Linked DNA regions of Homo sapiens: region 1 is linked to region 2. Evidence: chromatin loops called from intact Hi-C (ENCODE). Cell type or tissue: PC-9. All regions are shown on one strand. Region 1 overlaps ADGRE5 (adhesion G protein-coupled receptor E5). Region 2 overlaps ADGRL1 (adhesion G protein-coupled receptor L1).

What was found. Hi-C counts contacts between places; a loop is a spot of excess contacts. Peaks named below come from ENCODE experiments on the same cell type or tissue, not always from the same donor. Only the 100,000 strongest peaks of a DNase experiment are listed, where the experiment ranks them.
Region 1: it touches region 2 in a loop (5-fold over the local background); 19 of 110 quality-filtered maps call a loop at or near these places.

The regions. Positions count from the first base shown.
Region 1 is chr19:14,401,996-14,409,995 of GRCh38, reverse strand. It overlaps ADGRE5 (adhesion G protein-coupled receptor E5), which reads right to left. Exons shown (of 20, transcript NM_078481.4): 12 at 7,134-7,399; 13 at 5,434-5,613; 14 at 4,057-4,248; 15 at 3,439-3,665; 16 at 3,230-3,296; 17 at 3,036-3,127; 18 at 2,767-2,935; 19 at 1,987-2,088; 20 at 1,273-1,904. The coding sequence ends at 1,875. DDX39A (DExD-box helicase 39A) reads left to right here. Exons shown (of 11, transcript NM_005804.4): 7 at 123-254; 8 at 351-460; 9 at 549-693; 10 at 812-959; 11 at 1,044-1,198. The coding sequence ends at 1,060. Among named protein-coding and RNA genes, the nearest start is that of DDX39A, 13 kb to the left of the region's middle. RefSeq lists enhancers at 700-749, 1,970-2,199, 3,582-4,211, 4,345-4,639, 4,212-4,841 and 1 more and a silencer at 3,548-4,067. In PC-9, a CTCF peak has its summit at 3,434 (motif pointing right); DNase peaks (open chromatin) are centred at 3,835 and 7,503; H3K4me3 peaks cover 490 bases; H3K27ac peaks cover 404 bases.
Region 2 is chr19:14,195,606-14,203,605 of GRCh38, reverse strand. The region is part of intron 1 of ADGRL1 (adhesion G protein-coupled receptor L1); the gene reads left to right. Among named protein-coding and RNA genes, the nearest start is that of ADGRL1, 6.6 kb to the left of the region's middle. In PC-9, CTCF peaks have their summits at 2,989, 3,193 (motif pointing left), 7,175, 7,374 (motif pointing left) and 1 weaker place; no DNase peak of the experiment used is centred here.

The DNA of each region.
Region 1 (8,000 bases), 210 kb before region 2:
GTCTGGTGCAGCAGGTCCTCTGGGAAGTGTCGCACAAAGGAGTCGCCCACTGGAAGGTTCTGGGCAGGCGAGATGCCCAGAGGTGATCCCTGCCCGCCCCTCCCACCTCCCTTCCCACACAGCCCATGGAGGTGTTTGTGGACGACGAGACCAAGCTCACGCTGCACGGCCTGCAGCAGTACTACGTCAAACTCAAAGACAGTGAGAAGAACCGCAAGCTCTTTGATCTCTTGGATGTGCTGGAGTTTAACCAGGTGATACTTCCATCAGCCTGTCCTGGGGCTCAGGACCTTCGGGAGGTCACTGGGCCACAGGGACTGTGTGGCCCTGACTGCCACTCCTTCCCTCAGGTGATAATCTTCGTCAAGTCAGTGCAGCGCTGCATGGCCCTGGCCCAGCTCCTCGTGGAGCAGAACTTCCCGGCCATCGCCATCCACCGGGGCATGGCCCAGGAGGAGCGGTGAGTGCGAGCCGCCCGCCAAGGCTGCAGGGAGCACCACCAGGAGCCCAGTGTCTGACGGCCTCCACTTGTTTCTCCTGCACCCCAGCCTGTCACGCTATCAGCAGTTCAAGGATTTCCAGCGGCGGATCCTGGTGGCCACCAATCTGTTTGGCCGGGGGATGGACATCGAGCGAGTCAACATCGTCTTTAACTACGACATGCCTGAGGACTCGGACACCTACCTGCACCGGGTGAGCAGCCTCACGGGCATGTTGCTTTCCCCTGGCGGTGGGGTGGGGCCCCAGCCCTGCTTTTCCTCAAGTCCTGAGGTAGTATCTGTGGCCTGACCCTGATCCTGTCTGCCTGCAGGTGGCCCGGGCGGGTCGCTTTGGCACCAAAGGCCTAGCCATCACTTTTGTGTCTGACGAGAATGATGCCAAAATCCTCAATGACGTCCAGGACCGGTTTGAAGTTAATGTGGCAGAACTTCCAGAGGAAATCGACATCTCCACATACAGTAAGTGCCTTGGGCAGGGCCAGGGGTCTGGGGCAGAGGGTTCCTCCCCCGGCCCTTCAGTTCACTGCATCTCATGTCTTACAGTCGAGCAGAGCCGGTAACCACCACGTGCCAGAGCCGCCCACCCGGAGCCGCCCGCATGCAGCTTCACCTCCCCTTTCCAGGCGCCACTGTTGAGAAGCTAGAGATTGTATGAGAATAAACTTGTTATTATGGAAGCCTGGCTCCCACCCCATCTATTTCTTGGTCATCTTGGCCTTTCACGGACACCCTGGGCCCGGCCTCTGAATCACCACCAGCAGGCAAGGCCATCTTCTGTATGCATGTGTTTAATTTTAAGTGTCAACACTGAAAAATTTTAACAGATAAAAACACATTACACAACGTCTACAACCTTCACAACAGTGAGAACCTCCTGCCCGGCCAGGCAGGGCAGGCCTCTGTACCGTGAGCCTCAGGCAGTGGCCCCAAGGGGCCTCGCCATGGGGCCTCTGACATCAGTCTTAGCTTAAGAGGGAAGCTGAGCCCCAGCGCCTAGTCTCTTCAGTTCTGCAGCAAAGACATGAGAGGAAAAGTCCAGGATGGGACAAGCGCCCTTAGTCTGTCCCGAGTACTGGCCACAGGTGCCAGGGCAACATGCTGCATTGCAGCCCTGGGCCAGCCCCTGTCCCCACCCTGGGTCACAAGGTGGAGCAGAGAGGCAGCCAGCAGCAGGACCAGTGGCTCCGACTCCACCCCACTGGGTGTCCTGGACTTTGGTGCCAGACTATAGCTGCCACTCCCTCCTGGTGGCACACGGGATCAGGGAGGGAGGGTGGAGGGAGTAGAGTGGTGGACGAAGGGAGGATGGATGGTCTTCGTGTACAAAGCTGCTGTGGCCACAGGAGCTGCTGGGCCGTCCAGAACCATGCGCCTTCATATGCCGGACTCTGATGCCCTGAGGGCCTGGAGAGGAGAGCCCAGAGGCCTGAGCCCCGCTAGCCCTGGTGCCTTCCTGCCCACACCCGCCCCAGGCGCAGCCCCTTACCCGGGTCTGATTGTGGCCAGTGCCAGACGTGGTGGAGGTGAATTCTGAGTACTTGCTCCCCCCAGCAACTAGGCAGGCCCACTTCCGGTATTCTTCCCGAACCTGCCGGCCCAGACACCAAGTCAGGGCAGGAGCAGGCCCTGGGACCATGCACGCTCCTCCCCATGCTCTGCCCTCAGCCCCACCTTCTTGGTGTTTTTGTGTTTGTCTTTTTTTTGAGATCGGGTCCCCCTGTCACCCAGGCTGGAGTGTAGTGGCACCATCATAGCTTACTGCAACCTTGAACTCCTGGGCCCAAGTGATCCTCTTGCCCCAGCCTCCTGAGAAGCTGAGATGGGTATTCAGCACACCCGGCTTTTTTTTTTTTTTTTGGAGACAAGTCTCACTGTCACCCAGGCTGGAGTGCAATGGTGCCATCTTGGCCCACTGCACTCCTGGTTCAAATGATTCTCCTGCCTCAGCCTCCCAAGTAGCTGGGACTACAGGCGTGTGCCACCATGCCTGGCTAATTTTTGTATTTTTAGTAGAGACAGGGTTTCACCATGTTGGCCAGGCTGGTCTTGAATTACTGACCTCAGGTGATCTGCCCACCTCGGCCTCCCAAACTGTTGGGATTACAGGCGCCTCACCCTGGCTATCTTTGAATTTTTTTGTAAAGACAGCATCTGGTTATGTTGCCCAGGCTGGTCTCCAACTTCTGGGCTCAAGCAATCCTCCCACCTCAGCCTCCCAAATAGGTGGGAGGATGACAGGCGTGCGCCACTGTGCCCAGGCCCCCACCTTCTTGTTGAGCAGGCAGTGCAGCAGGTAGAGGAAGGCGCCCTGCAGGCAGTTGAGGATGGTAAACACATAGGTCAGCACCAAGCTCCGATCGTCGAAGATGAACAGGCCAAAGACCCAGGTGCAGCCCAACAGGAAGAGCTGCGCGATGGCCGTGATGGTCAGCGCCCTGCGAGGAGCGGGGTTGCAGCGTGGGCCCCCACCTCACCTCCAGCTTCATGCCCCTCACCCCGGCCCCGCCTCCAAGTCCTTCCAGCCTCTCCTCTCACCTCGCCTTCTTTAATTTCTTCATGTCTGGATTGATTTCAGAAAACTTCTGAGTGAGCTTCCAGACGGTAGTCACGAAAATGACAGCATTGCACTGGGCAGGGAGCAGATTGTGGGTTAGAGGGCGAGAGCGATGGTCCAGCCGGGCCTGGGCCTGTGGCGCTCGGGCTTCGGTGGAGGGAGAGTGGGTACTTACCAAAATGATGAAGGTCACAGGTCCCAAGAAGCTCCAGAGGAAGCCCTGCTCAAAGTCCAACCAGCAGCTAGGAGGGAAGGGAGGGGTCCCATCAGTGCCCCAGGAAGCCAGGAGCGGAACGGAGGGCGGCCGGACATTGTGTGTGGCACTGCCTGTGAGCCCCAGGCCCAGCACCCCGCCTTCCTCCTGCCCCATCTCGCTGCACTCACTATCTGGGGCGGCCGTAGCCCTTGCTGTAGATGGCAGCCGAGACGCCCACGATGAGCAGGGGCACGCCATAGCCGATCAGGCAGAGCCAGCGCGTACTCAGGCCCTGGCCTTGGAACACGCGCACCACAAGAAAGTAGAGCTCCAGGCCTTCGAGGCTCATCCAGCAGAAGGCGGCCAGGAAACAGTAGTGCAGCAGCCCGGCCACCAGGCGGCAGCGCAGCCCCACCTGCGGGGCGGGGACGGAGGGGCGGAGCGACGTCAGCGCGGGGAGGGGCATGCGGCGCCAGAGCCAGTCGCCTGCCAGGTCCCGAGAGTGGGCGGGACCACAGCCGGAGGGTGGGCGGGTCTGGAGCGGGGGCCAGGTTTCCCCCCAGGGCCCACCCCCAACAACGCTCAGAAGCGAGCGGGCACTCGGGGTGTGGCCAGGCAGCTCCAAAGCCAGCGCCCTTTAAAGAGACAACCCGACCCCCCGGTGGGCGGGGCCAGATCCCGGACAGGGGCGGGGCCTCATGCCTCCAGGGCCCGCCTACCCGACTGAGCCCCGGGAGTGGGCGGGGCTAACCCCTCCCAGGCCTCCCTGACCCCAGAGCTCAGGAGGGAGCGGGGCGGGACCTCACCTGGCCGCCTTCGTTCTCGATGCCGGCCAGGAAGATGGTGGAGCCCACGAAGAGGCAGATGCAGAGGTGCAGGTGTATGGTGGTGCGCGAGCCCTGGATGGGCCGCACCAGCAGGAAAGTGAGGATGCACAGCAGCAGGCAGAAGAGTGACAGCGCCAGTCCCACCCTGGTGATCAGGGTCAGCTTCCAGTCCTAGGAGTGGCACCGGGTGCTCAGGGTTCCTTCAGGGCATGAGGCCTTCCTGCCCTCTTTGTGGTCCCTTTTCCCCCCCACACTTTGACGGGCCCACCTCTCTGACCTCCTCCCTTGTCCCTCCTAGATCTGGCCACACTTACCAGCTGGAAGGGGAGTCTAGGGATTTCACATTTTTGTGCTTGCTGGGCCTTTGGCCTGGACCACAGGCGCCCCCCTTCTCTGCCTGGTTAATTGCAGTTTTCGACAAGGCCCAGCTTAACGATGGATCCTACTGAAGTCACGTACAGAAAGTGGTGCTCCAGGCTGGGTGTGGTGGCTCATGCCTCTAATCCTAGCACTTTGAGAGGCTGAGGGGGGGCAGATCACCTGAGGTCAGGAGTTCGAGACCAGCCTGCCCAACATAGTGAAACCCCGCCTCTACTAAAAATACAAAAATTAGCGGTGCATGGTGGCATGCACCTGTAATCCCAGCTACTTGGGAGGCTGAGGCAGGAGAATCGCTTGAATCCGGAGGCGGGGGTTGCAGTGAGCCAAGATCACACTACTGCACTCCAGCCTAAGCGATAGAGCAAGACTCTGTCCAAAAGAAAAAAAAAAAGAGGCCGGGTGCGGTGGCTGACACCTGTAAGCCCAGCACTTCGGGAGGCCGAGGTGGGTGGATCACCTGAGGTCAGGAGTTTGAGACTAGCCTGGGCAACATGGTGAAACCCTGTCTCTACTAAAAATACCAAAAATTACTCAGGCATGGTGGTGCACGCCTGTAATCTCGGCTACTCGGGAGGCTAAGGCAGGAGAATCCCTTGAACCTCACTAGCTGAGATTGTGCCACCATACTCCAACCTGGGCGACAGAGACTCCGTCTCAAAAAAAAAAAAAAACGGGCAAGTGGTGCCCCCTTGGAATGCTCTCCATGGGGAGCTTTTAGTTGACATCTCACAACTGGTACGGGATGGACAGGCAGAGGAGCGGAGCTAGTGGCTGCACCCAGTGTATAGTTGCTGGGTTGTAGAGAAGAGGCCAAAGGAAGAGGCTGCGAAGGGTGTGACGTGGGGACACCTGGGCTGTGCAACCATGCAGATATATCTGAGCAACCAGTAGGGCTCCATGGAGAACTAGCTGCCTGTCTGGTTGCAGCTGGACCTCATTACCTGTGGGCACTTGAGGATGCCTCCAGCTACTTACCTCCACGTCATAATGAGCCATAAGGATCGCAAAGCTGCTCAGGTGGCTGCATTGGCAGGTGGTGCTGCCGTTCTTGCTGCCCAGCACCTGGCAGCCCTCGGTGGCCCAGTGCCCTCCCCTGTCGCTGTCACTCTTCCAGAAGGCACAGAGCAGCTCCTGCCGTGGCCCAGGCATCACGTCCTGTGGGCAGATGGGGGTGGTCAGAAAGGTTGGCCTGGAGCTCACTCTTAGGTCCTGGGCTTGGGCTGAGTCTAAGAGGGCTGCTTTTTACTAGATGAGTATTGACCGAGCGCCTACTGAATGTAACAGGTTTGGAGACACAGCAGTGAACAGGGCACACACAAGTACCTACCCTTGTGAGGTTGACATAAGAGTGGGAGAGGTGGCCAGGCATAGTGGCTCATGCCTGTAATCCCAGCACTTTGGGAGGCTGAGGCAGGCGGATCACCTGAGGTCAGGAGTTTGAGACCAGCCTGGCCAACATGGCGAAACCCCGTCTCCACTAAAAAATACAAAAATTAGCTGGGCCTGGTGGCAAGCACCTGTAAATCCCAGCTACTTGGGAGTCCTGGGCAGGAGAATCGCTTGAACCTGGGAGGTGGAGGTTGCACTGAGCCGAGAATGAGCCACTGCACTCCAGCCTGGATGACAAGAGTGAAACTCCATCTCAAAAAAAAAAAAAAAAAAAAAAAAAAAAAGTGGGAGAGGCAGATTATGACATAAACCTAACGAATAAGTAATGTAGATAGTGCATTAGAAGGTGGCCAGGGATGATGATGGCTCTTGCCTGTAAGTAATTCCAGGACTTTGGGAGGCCAAGGTGGGAGGATCGCTTGAGGCCAGGAGTTTGAGACCAGCTGTGGCAACATAGCGAGACCTCCATCTCCATTAATTTTTTTGTTTTTAATTAACTGGGCATAGTAGTGCACGCTTATAGTCCCAGCTACTCAGGAGGCTGAGGTGGGAGGATCACTGGAGCCCAGGAATTCTAGACCATCCTGGGAAAAATAGTGAGGTCCCCGTCTCTATCAAAAATAAAAAAATTAGCTGGGAGTGGTGGTGCATGCCTGTAGCCTCAGCTACTCAAAACTCTGAGGCTGGAGGAATGGTTGAGTTCAGGAGTTCGAGGTTGCAGTGAGCTATAATCGCGCCACTGCACTCCAGCCTGGGCCACAGAGTGAGACCCTCCTGTCTAAAAATATAAATAAATAAGAAAAGAAAGTCTGGGAGTGGTGGCTCACGCCTGTAATCGCAGTACTTTGAGAGGCCAAGGCGGGCAGATCACCTGAGGTCGGGAGTTTGAGACCAACCTGACCAACATGGAGAAACCCCGTCTCTACTAAAAATACAAAATCAGCGAGGTGTGGTGGCGCATGCCTGTAATCCCATCTACTTGGGAGGCTGAGGCAGGAGAATCACTTGAACCTGGGAGGCAGAGATTGCAGTGAGCCGAGAACGTGCCACTGCACTCCAGCCTGGACGACAGAGTGAGACTCTGTCTTAAAATAAATAAATTAATTAATTAAATTAAATAAATAAAGTAAGGAAATAAATAAGTAATGAGGTTGGGGAAGGCCCAAATCAGAAGGCCAGAAACATAAAAGACTGAGTCACGTCGGGAAAGAGCATCCCAGAGAGAGGCCCAGCATGTGCGAAGGCCCTGGGTTATCTTTGAGGAAGTGAGCAGAGTGAGCAGAGACCTTGGCAGGAGGGTCTCTTCCCGCCTCCCCATCGGAGGACTCAAGGTGGGAGAAGGCGAAAAGGATGGGGGAGTTGAGTTCCTTGGTGTTGTTGTGGCTCAGAAAGATGGAGTTGACGGCAGAGAGGCGTCTGAGTTGGACACCACGGATGCTGCTTTCATATATCTCCTCCAGTTCGGCTTGCTTCTTGGAATGCAGGTTCAAGGAGGCATTGGCCAGCAATGTCGTCATGTTCTGGATGGAGAGGATGCCCGCCACGGCGGGGCCTGGGGAACAGACACACTCGCTGCCTACTCCCGTTGTCCTCCTCCCATGCTCTATCCTCCCTCCCAAGATGACCCAGCTCAGGCTCAGCCAGTCCACCACGATGACGCCAGGAGCCCCTCCCGATGAGTCAGTTTCTAGTTGTTCCTTGTTTTTTTTTTTTTGAGACGGAGTTTCGCTCTTTCGCCCAGGCTGGAGTGCAGTGGCGTGATCTCAGCTCACTGCAACCTCCACTCCCCAGGTTCAAGCAATTCTTCTGTCTCAGCCTCCCAAGTAGCTGGGATTATAGGCACCTGCCACCACTCCCAGCTAATTTTTGTATTTTTAGTAGAGATGGGGTTTCACCATCTTGGCCAGGCTAGTTTTGAACTCCTGACCTCGGGTGATCCATCTACCTCAGCCTGCCAAAGTGCTAGGGTGCTAGGACTACAGGCATGAGCCACTGTGCCTGGACTTTTTTTTTTTTTTAAGACAGGGTCTCACTATGTCGTCCAGGCTGGAGTGCTTTGGCGTGATCATAGCTCACAGCAGCCTTGACCTCCCGGGCTCAATTGATCCTCTCGCTTCAGCCTCCTGAGTAACTGGGACTACAGGCACGTGCCA
Region 2 (8,000 bases):
GAGGAGCCTACAGGCGCCTCAGCTGCACGGGAGTGTGTTTGCATCCAGCAGTTTGGGCTCCTGGCGGGTGGCCTCTCCACCTGCATGTGAGGCTGTGTGACGCTTGCATCTCGGGGCGTCTGCGTCCTCCCTACCCTGCCAGGCTGGTGGCAGAGCATGTGTTGCTTCAGCCCCAGCGCAGGCATCTCGGTGGGGAGGGTGGCAGTGGGTGCCCCTCAAGAGGAACGGGAGGAGTGGGAGCACTGCCATCCCCGCCAGAGCATCGTCTTTGCCCTCCACCCCCTCCTTTCTCCCTGGCGAGACATGTGGCCAAGGACACACAAGGCTCTCGTTTCTGTGTGGGTTCCTCTCACGGATCTGATTTCCAGATGCCAGACACTTCCCCTCCTCCAGCCCCTCTGTGGGGAGGCAGGGGGAGGGGCTCCTGAGGCGGGGGTTCCCTGGGTCTGAAACCCTGACCCCAGTGACCCTGAAGGTGCCGTGGCAAGACAGACAGCTCCTCCCAGGCTGGGTTTGGGGCAAAGTGGTTGCTATTGGGCACCCTGATGGAAGGGGAGAGACGGGTCCTGGAGTGAGGTGGGAGGCCAAGTAGAAACATGGAGGGGGTCCCGGTGTCCCCAGAATCCAGATGTCTGTCTGTCTGTCTGCACCTGTGCATAGGTGTCCTCTGCCTGTGTGGCCTGGATGGTGATCTAGCCAAGGGTGCATGTGGCCACGTGACCATCAGACTCATCCGGTGTTCATAAAGGTCCCTCCTGTGCTGGTGTTTGTGTTTTGCAGAGGGGGTGGTCATGCTGGGGGAGGCAGGGCTGCAAGAAGGAGTAGCTGTCTGTGTGCACACATGGGGCTGTCTGCATCTTTTGTGCACCTGCAGTTGTGTGCTCAGGACTTCTTGGAGCAAGGCTGGGTGCACCTTGTCATGCAATCTGCACACACTTGCCTCCCCACCCAGCACCATGCAGGGGGCGCCATGGGGGGTGGTGGCCATGTCCTGTCCTCATGGAGCTCACACTCTAGCAACACATATGGGGTTTCCATCAAAGCTCTCCTATCAGCTGGGCGTGGTGGCTCATACCTGTAATCCCAGCACTTTGGGAGGCTGAGGCGGGTGGATCACCTGAGGTCAGGGGCTCGAGACCAGCCTGGCCAACATGGTGAAACCCCATCTCTACTACAAGTACAGAAATTAGCCAGGCGTGGTGGTGTGCACCTGTAGTCCCAGCTACCAGGGAGGCTGAGGCGGGAGGATTGCTTGAATCCAGGAGGCGGAGGTTGCAGCGAGCCGAGATTGTGCCACTGCACTCCAGCGTGGGCGACAGAGCGAGACTCATTCTCAATAAAAAAAAAAAACCCAAAACAAAAAAGCAAAACTCTCCTGTCATGTGAGTTGGGGAGAAGGCATGTGTGTCTTCTTTTCGAGGGTAGCCCCAAACTCTGACTGCAGTAGCCCACAGGCTTGGACTGTCCTGGGGTCTGGCCCTTCATGGTCTTTCTGGGCCATCTCCTCCCTCCTCGTTGCTCGTCCAGTGTGCTAAGTGTGATCCTACCCCGGGGCGTTTGCACTGGCTGTTCTGCCACGGAGGACCCTTCCCCAGATATTTTCGAGGCTTTTTCTCCCCCACCCTCTTGAAATATCACCTCCCCAGTAACGTTTACTCCCAGGCACCTTCTGCAAAGTCTCAGCTTCCCACACCCCTCCTGATGTTCAGTACAGCGGACGGCTTTTCACATAGTCTGTAATTTCCTGATGTTCTGCGCTTGTTTGTTTACTGTCTGTGTCTGTGAGGAGGATCCAAGCGCGCGAGGATGTTGTGATTTGCTTTGCTTTGGGAATCCCAGGTGTCAACAGTCATCACTGGCCCACAGTGTGCGTTCAAGAAGTCTTACCTGACCCAGGTGTGGTGACTCACACCTGTAAACCCAGAATGTTGGGAAGCCGAGGTGGGAGGATTGCTTGAGGACAAGAATTTGAGATCAGCCTGGGCAACATAGCAAGACTCGTTTCTAAAATTTTTTTTTTAATAGTTGGGCATCGTGAATATGTACCTGTAGTCTCAGCTGCTCAGGAGGCTGAGGTGGGAGGATGGCTTGAGCCCAGAGGTTTGAGGCTGCAGTGAGCTATGATTGCACAAGTGCACTCCAGCCTGGGCGACGAAGCAGGATCCTGACTCTTAAAAAAAAAAAAAAATGCCCCTGCCTTCACTGTCTCCTGTTCCAAAATTTGGGGGGAGATAAAAATTCAATAAATAGATGCCCAGGCCAAAAATAACCTTGCCCCCCCCCACCCCGCCAAAAAAAAAAAACAAAAAAACTCAGAATAGCCAGTGCCCCTCCCTCAGAGGCTAAAAATACCCTGCAGGTCACAAATGATCAGGTCAGGAAGCCAGATGGATTCTCCTTCTTATCCCTTGAGGAGGTGAGGGGTCCGGGGCTGGCTTTCCCAGACAGGATTTCCTAGACGATTTCCATTACTCCTGACTTCGGCACTGCATCATTCTCTGTGGGAGGCTGTCCTCTGTACTATAGGATGCTCAGAGGCCACCCTAGCCTCTTCCCGATGGATGTCAGTGACACCTCCAGCCCCACAGTCGTAACACCTCAGAAAGTCTCCAGACATTGCTAAACATACTGGGATCAGGGGCAGAATTGTCCTGGGTTGGCAGTGATGGCTGTAGAGTAGAGGTTGCCAGTGGGAAAAAGTGGCCCACGCCTGTAATCCCAGCACTTTGGGAGGCTGAGGCAGGAGGATCACTTGAGTCCAGGAGTTCAAGACCAGCCTGGGCGACAAAGCGAGACCCCCTTCTTTACAGAATACAAAATTTAAAAATTAGTTGGGCATGGTGCCGCACGCCTGTCGTCCCAGCTACCCGGGAGGCTGAGGCAGGAGGATCACTTGAGCTGGGAGGTCAAGGCTGCAGTGAGCTGTGATCGCGCCACTGCATTCCAGCCTGGGCAACAGAGCAAGACCCTGTCTCAAAAAAATATATACGTAAATAAAATAGAGTAGAGGTTGGCTGACTTTTCTGTAGAAAGCCCGATGGTAAATCCTGCAAGCTTTGCGGGCCGCAGACGGGTTCTGTGGCCTGTTCTCTTTTCTCTTCTTCTCTTCAGTCCTTTAAAAATGTAAACACCATTCTTAGCTCACCAGCTGTACAAAGGCAGGCGGGGGCCTGACCATGGTTGGCCGACCCTGCCCCAGAACGCCCCCTAGTGGCTTCTGGGAGTGAAGGCTGGGCAGAGGGGCGGCCCCATTTGGGGAGCAGTTGTGTGTTTAAAGTACAAGGCGAGTCCTGCACAGTCTGTTCCCGGCACCTCCCTGCTCTCACCTCCTCCCACTCTCCTCACCAGCTCACAACCCGCTTCCTCGATGCAGCTGCCACCGTTATTCAAACATATAGGCACGGTCCAGCCCCAGGGCCTTTGCACGGGCTGTGACCCTGCCCAGGATGCTCTTCTAACTCTCCTGAACTGAACACCTGCGTGCTCCTCTCTCAAATTCACAGGGGTTTGCTGAAATGTCATCTTCTCCAGGGGAGATGGCCTTTCCTGATCATCCTGTTGAAAATTGCAACAGCCGGGCACAGTGGCTCATGCCTGTAATCCCAGCACTTTGGAAGGCCGAGGTGGGTGGATCACCTGAGATCAGGAGATCGAGACCAGCCTGACCAACATGGTGAAACCCTGTCTCTACTAAAAATACAAAAATTAGCTGGGTGTGGTGGTGAGTGCCTGTAGTCCCAGCTAATCAGGAGTCTGAGTCAGGAGAATCGCTTGAACCTGGGAGGCAGAGGTTGCAGTGAGCCAAGATCACGCCATTGCACTCCAGCCTGGATGACAGAGCAAGACTCTGTCTCAAATAAATAAATAAAATAAAATAAAATTGCAACAGCCGGGCACAGTAGCTCGTGCCTGTAATCCCAGCACTTTGGGAGGATGAGGCGGGAGGATCGCTTGAGTTTGAGACCAGCCTGGGAAACATAACGAGGCCCCCATTTCTACAAAAAAATTAAAAATTAGCTGGGCACGGTGGCACACGCCCTGTGGTCCCAGCTACTTGGGAGGCTGAGGCAGGAGGATCCCTTGAGCTCAGAGGCTGTGGTGAGCTATGATCCCACCACTGCACTCCAACCTGGGCAACAGAGTAAGACCCTGTCTCTAAAAATACGATTAAAAAAAAAAACACACACACTCCCAAACCCACACACACTCATAGCCACTTTTCCTGGCTTTATCTTCTTTCACAACACTGGTACGCTATAGAATCGACTTTTTTGTACCCAGCCCCTCAGTGTCTGGCACATAGAAGATGCTCCAAAAAAGATGTGTGGAATTGCCGAAAATTATTTCTAACCCCCACAGCCACCCTGGGAGGCTCTCGTTCCCCAGCTCCCCCGTGGAGAGACAGAATTGAGAGGAGTGACGTGGGTGTCCTGTCGTGCTGACATGACGGCGCACAGCCTGGATTTGAACCTGCAACTTAAGGGCGCTATGCCGGAGGCCTCTTCTCTCCTGCCCTGCTAGGCACCATGCCCCTGTCTCCTGGTCTTACCCTGCCCCTTACCTGCCAGCATCTGATGAGGCAGGGGGATCCCGCCTCTGTGCCCTCTGCTCGGGCCCTAGCTTCTAGAACTCTTTTCAGCTCTGCTCTGCTGAGCTCAGAGTGCAAAGGTTGGGGCTGGACAGTGAACACTTTGGAGTGGAAACAGACCACAGGCCACTGTGGTGTGGACGTGCCATGATGGTGAGCGCAACAGAGTTGCAAGTCAGGGAAGGCTTCCCGGAGGAGGGGGCTTCCCAGCTGCAACCTGGAGGGGGAGGAGGGGTATGGTGGAGGGGAAGGAGCATCTGTGAGAGAGAGGGGCTGCCCTGAGGTCAGACAGAAGATGGTGGCTCAAAGGGGAGGAAGGAGAAATGTTTCACAACTGCATGTGGAGAGAAGCTGGAGGCTGCTGGCTGGACTTGTGACTGTGGGGCTGCCAGGGCCTGTGGCAGGGGTGGGGGTAGAGGTAGGGGGTTTGCGTCAGGATCCAGATGGCAGGGTGAGAATGTTTAGCATGAGCTCCCTCTAGCTGCTACGTGGGAGAGAGCCATAGTTGGCAGGAAGGGAGGCCAGGAGGCCAGAAGGGAGGCCAGGAGGCAACCAGCAAGGTGGGGGCCAGAAGCAGCCAGTGCTTGGTGGAAGCTTCAGGTTTCTGGCTTTGACAGCCCTGTGGACAAAAGGCAAGGGACAGGTGGGGTAGAGAGTACCCTCCACTCCCAGCAACCCTCCCCACACACAGTCTGATCTCCACCTCTGCGGCCAGAGGACACCTGTGAACACCCGAGCCAGATCCCATCCCTCTGTTCAGGATTCCCGATGGCTCCCACCTCTCTAGAAAGCCAAAGTCCTCCCTGAGGTCCACAAGGCCCTGTATGGCCTCTGTGACCCCCCTCCCCAGCCGCCCTCACCTCCTTCCACTCTTCCCCTTGCTTGCAGGGCCCCAGCCACATCTCAGCACATTCCTACCCCAGGACCTTTGCACGTGCTGTTTCCTCTGCCCAGAATGCTCTTTGCACAGGTACCTAGATGGCTCACCTCCTCAAGACCTCTGCCGAAATGTCACTTTTTAGGGGAGGCATTTCCTGGCCACCCTGTCTACAGTTGCACCTACATGTATACCCCCTGTCAAGCACACCTTCCTCCATTGCACTTGTGACCAGTTGGGAACTCGGTAAACATCCACTGAATAGATGATCTGCTTTTTGGGTCTATTTCATCTTCATTCATTAAACAAATGAATAAGCATCCACTCCTTGCCCAGGGTTGGGTATGCAACAAGAGCCAGCCCAACCCACAATGGTACTTTCCCGTCAGAGTCCCTCGATGGTGGGGAAGACAGACATTTAACAGCTGAGCCCAAGTCCAGTTAGGGGAGCAAAACACAGAGACCCTGTGTGCTGTGAGAGTGGATATGAGAGATACGAATGCTGTCCTCTGGGCAGAGCCCTTTGGAGGGAGAGCAGAATAAGGAACTGTGTGTGAGAGAGAGACAGACGCTGAGTAGAAGTGATGGGAAGGTGGCAGGACAGCAGGGCCTGAGATGCCATGTTAGAGCATCACAGGCAATAGGGAGCCATGGAGGGTTGTAGGCAGGGAGGGGTGTAATTGGATTTCCATTTTGCAAAGATCGTTCTGACCTCAGGGTAGAGACTGGATGGGACGGGGTGGCAGATAGATGGGGAGATGAGGGAGAAGGTGTTGGGGGCGGGGGCAGGGAATTTTTTGAACGACCCCTACCCCTCTGCAGTCCAGTGCTGCTTGGTGGCCGGGGTGACCTTTATTTTATTTTATTTAGAGACGGAGTCTTGTTTTGTCACCCAGGCTGGAGTGCAGTGGCATGATCATAGCTCACTGCAGCCTTGACTTTTTGGGCTTGAATGACCCTGCTGCCTCAGCCTCCCGAGTAGCCAGGACCACAGGTGTGTGCCACCATGCCTGGCTAATTTTTAAATTTTTGTAGAGACAGGATCTCACTGTGTTGCCCAGGCTGGTCTCAAACTCCTGGACACAAGCAATTCTGCATTGGTCTCCCAAAGTGCTAGGATTACAGGCATGAGCCACTGTGCCCAGCTCCAGGGTGACCTTTAAAAGGTTCTTCGTTGAACAATTATATTTCAGCTTCCTGCTTGTGCCAGGCGCTGTGCTGAGTGTAGTATGCAAACCCCACCCTGCAGAGCCAGCATCTAGTAGCAGAGAGTTCATAAGCAAATAAAATGCATGGCGTGCTGGTGATAGGTATGGAGAAATCAAGTCAGGACATGGTGTAGGAGTGTGGGGGCCAGCAGGACCTTGCTGAACTAGTGATGTTTGAGGAAAGACCAAAAGGAAGATGCAGGAGGAGCTGTGAGGGGATCTGGGGAAGAGAGAAACAGCCCGTGAAGAGGCCCTAAGGCAGAACAGTGCCTGGTGTTTCACATTGTACAGGGCTTGTTTGTTTTTTGTTTTTGAGATGGGGTCTTGCTCTGTTGCCCAAGCTAGAGTGCAGTGGCATAATCTCAGCTCACTGCAACCTCCACCACCCGGGCTCAAGAGATCCTCCCACCTAAGCCTCCCGAGGAGCTGGGATCACAGGCGTGTGCCACTATGCCTGGCTAACTTTTTGTATTTTTGGCAGAGACAAGGTTTCACTATGTTCCCCAGGCTGGTCTGGAACTTCTGAGCCCAAGCAATCAGCCCTCTTCAGCCTCCTGAAGTGCTGGGATTACAGGTGTGCGCCGCCACATCCGGCCCAGTGCAGAGCCTTTGTATGATACAGACTTTGGCTTTTGGTCGAGTGAGGTGGGAGCCACGGAGGGTTCTGAGCAGAGGAGGGAAGCGGCTGACTTAGATGCTCACACGCGCCCTCTGGTGGCCCTGGGGGAAACATACTGTAGACAGTTTCATTTTGCAAAGATTGTTCTCGCCTCGAGGTAGAGATTGGATGGGACAGGGGTGGCAGATAGATAGGGAGACGAGGTGTAGACAGTGAGGTGGGGAAGTGGGGTCCAGCCAGGAGATGATGGGGCTGGACCAGAGAAGCTGAGGAGTGGCGAGAGGTGAGTGGACTCTGAAGGAGTAGCCACAGGACCTGACGGGGCTGGATGTGATGTGAGGGGAGAGGGATCCAGGATGACTGTCCGGTTCCTGAGCCCCTGGAGGGACTGGGCTGCCATCCACTGAGCTGGAGGATGGGGCAGGGACTGGAGATGCTGTGAGAACCCTGCCCTGCCCGAGGATCATGTACCTGGGCCCTCTCTGGGCACGTGCTCTGTCTCTGCGAGGTAGGTCTGTTAGTCCCTGAGCAGCAATGGGGAAATAGGTTCAGAGAGGCCAAGTGCTTGCTCTGAAGCTACACAGCAGATTGAAATTCAGGGGCTTCAACTCTCAGCTGATCCTTCATAGTCACCCCAGGGCCTGCGGCTTCCTTATGGACCTGCCGGATGCCTGAGGGCTTCCTGAAGGAGGCGGGCTCATGGGCGGC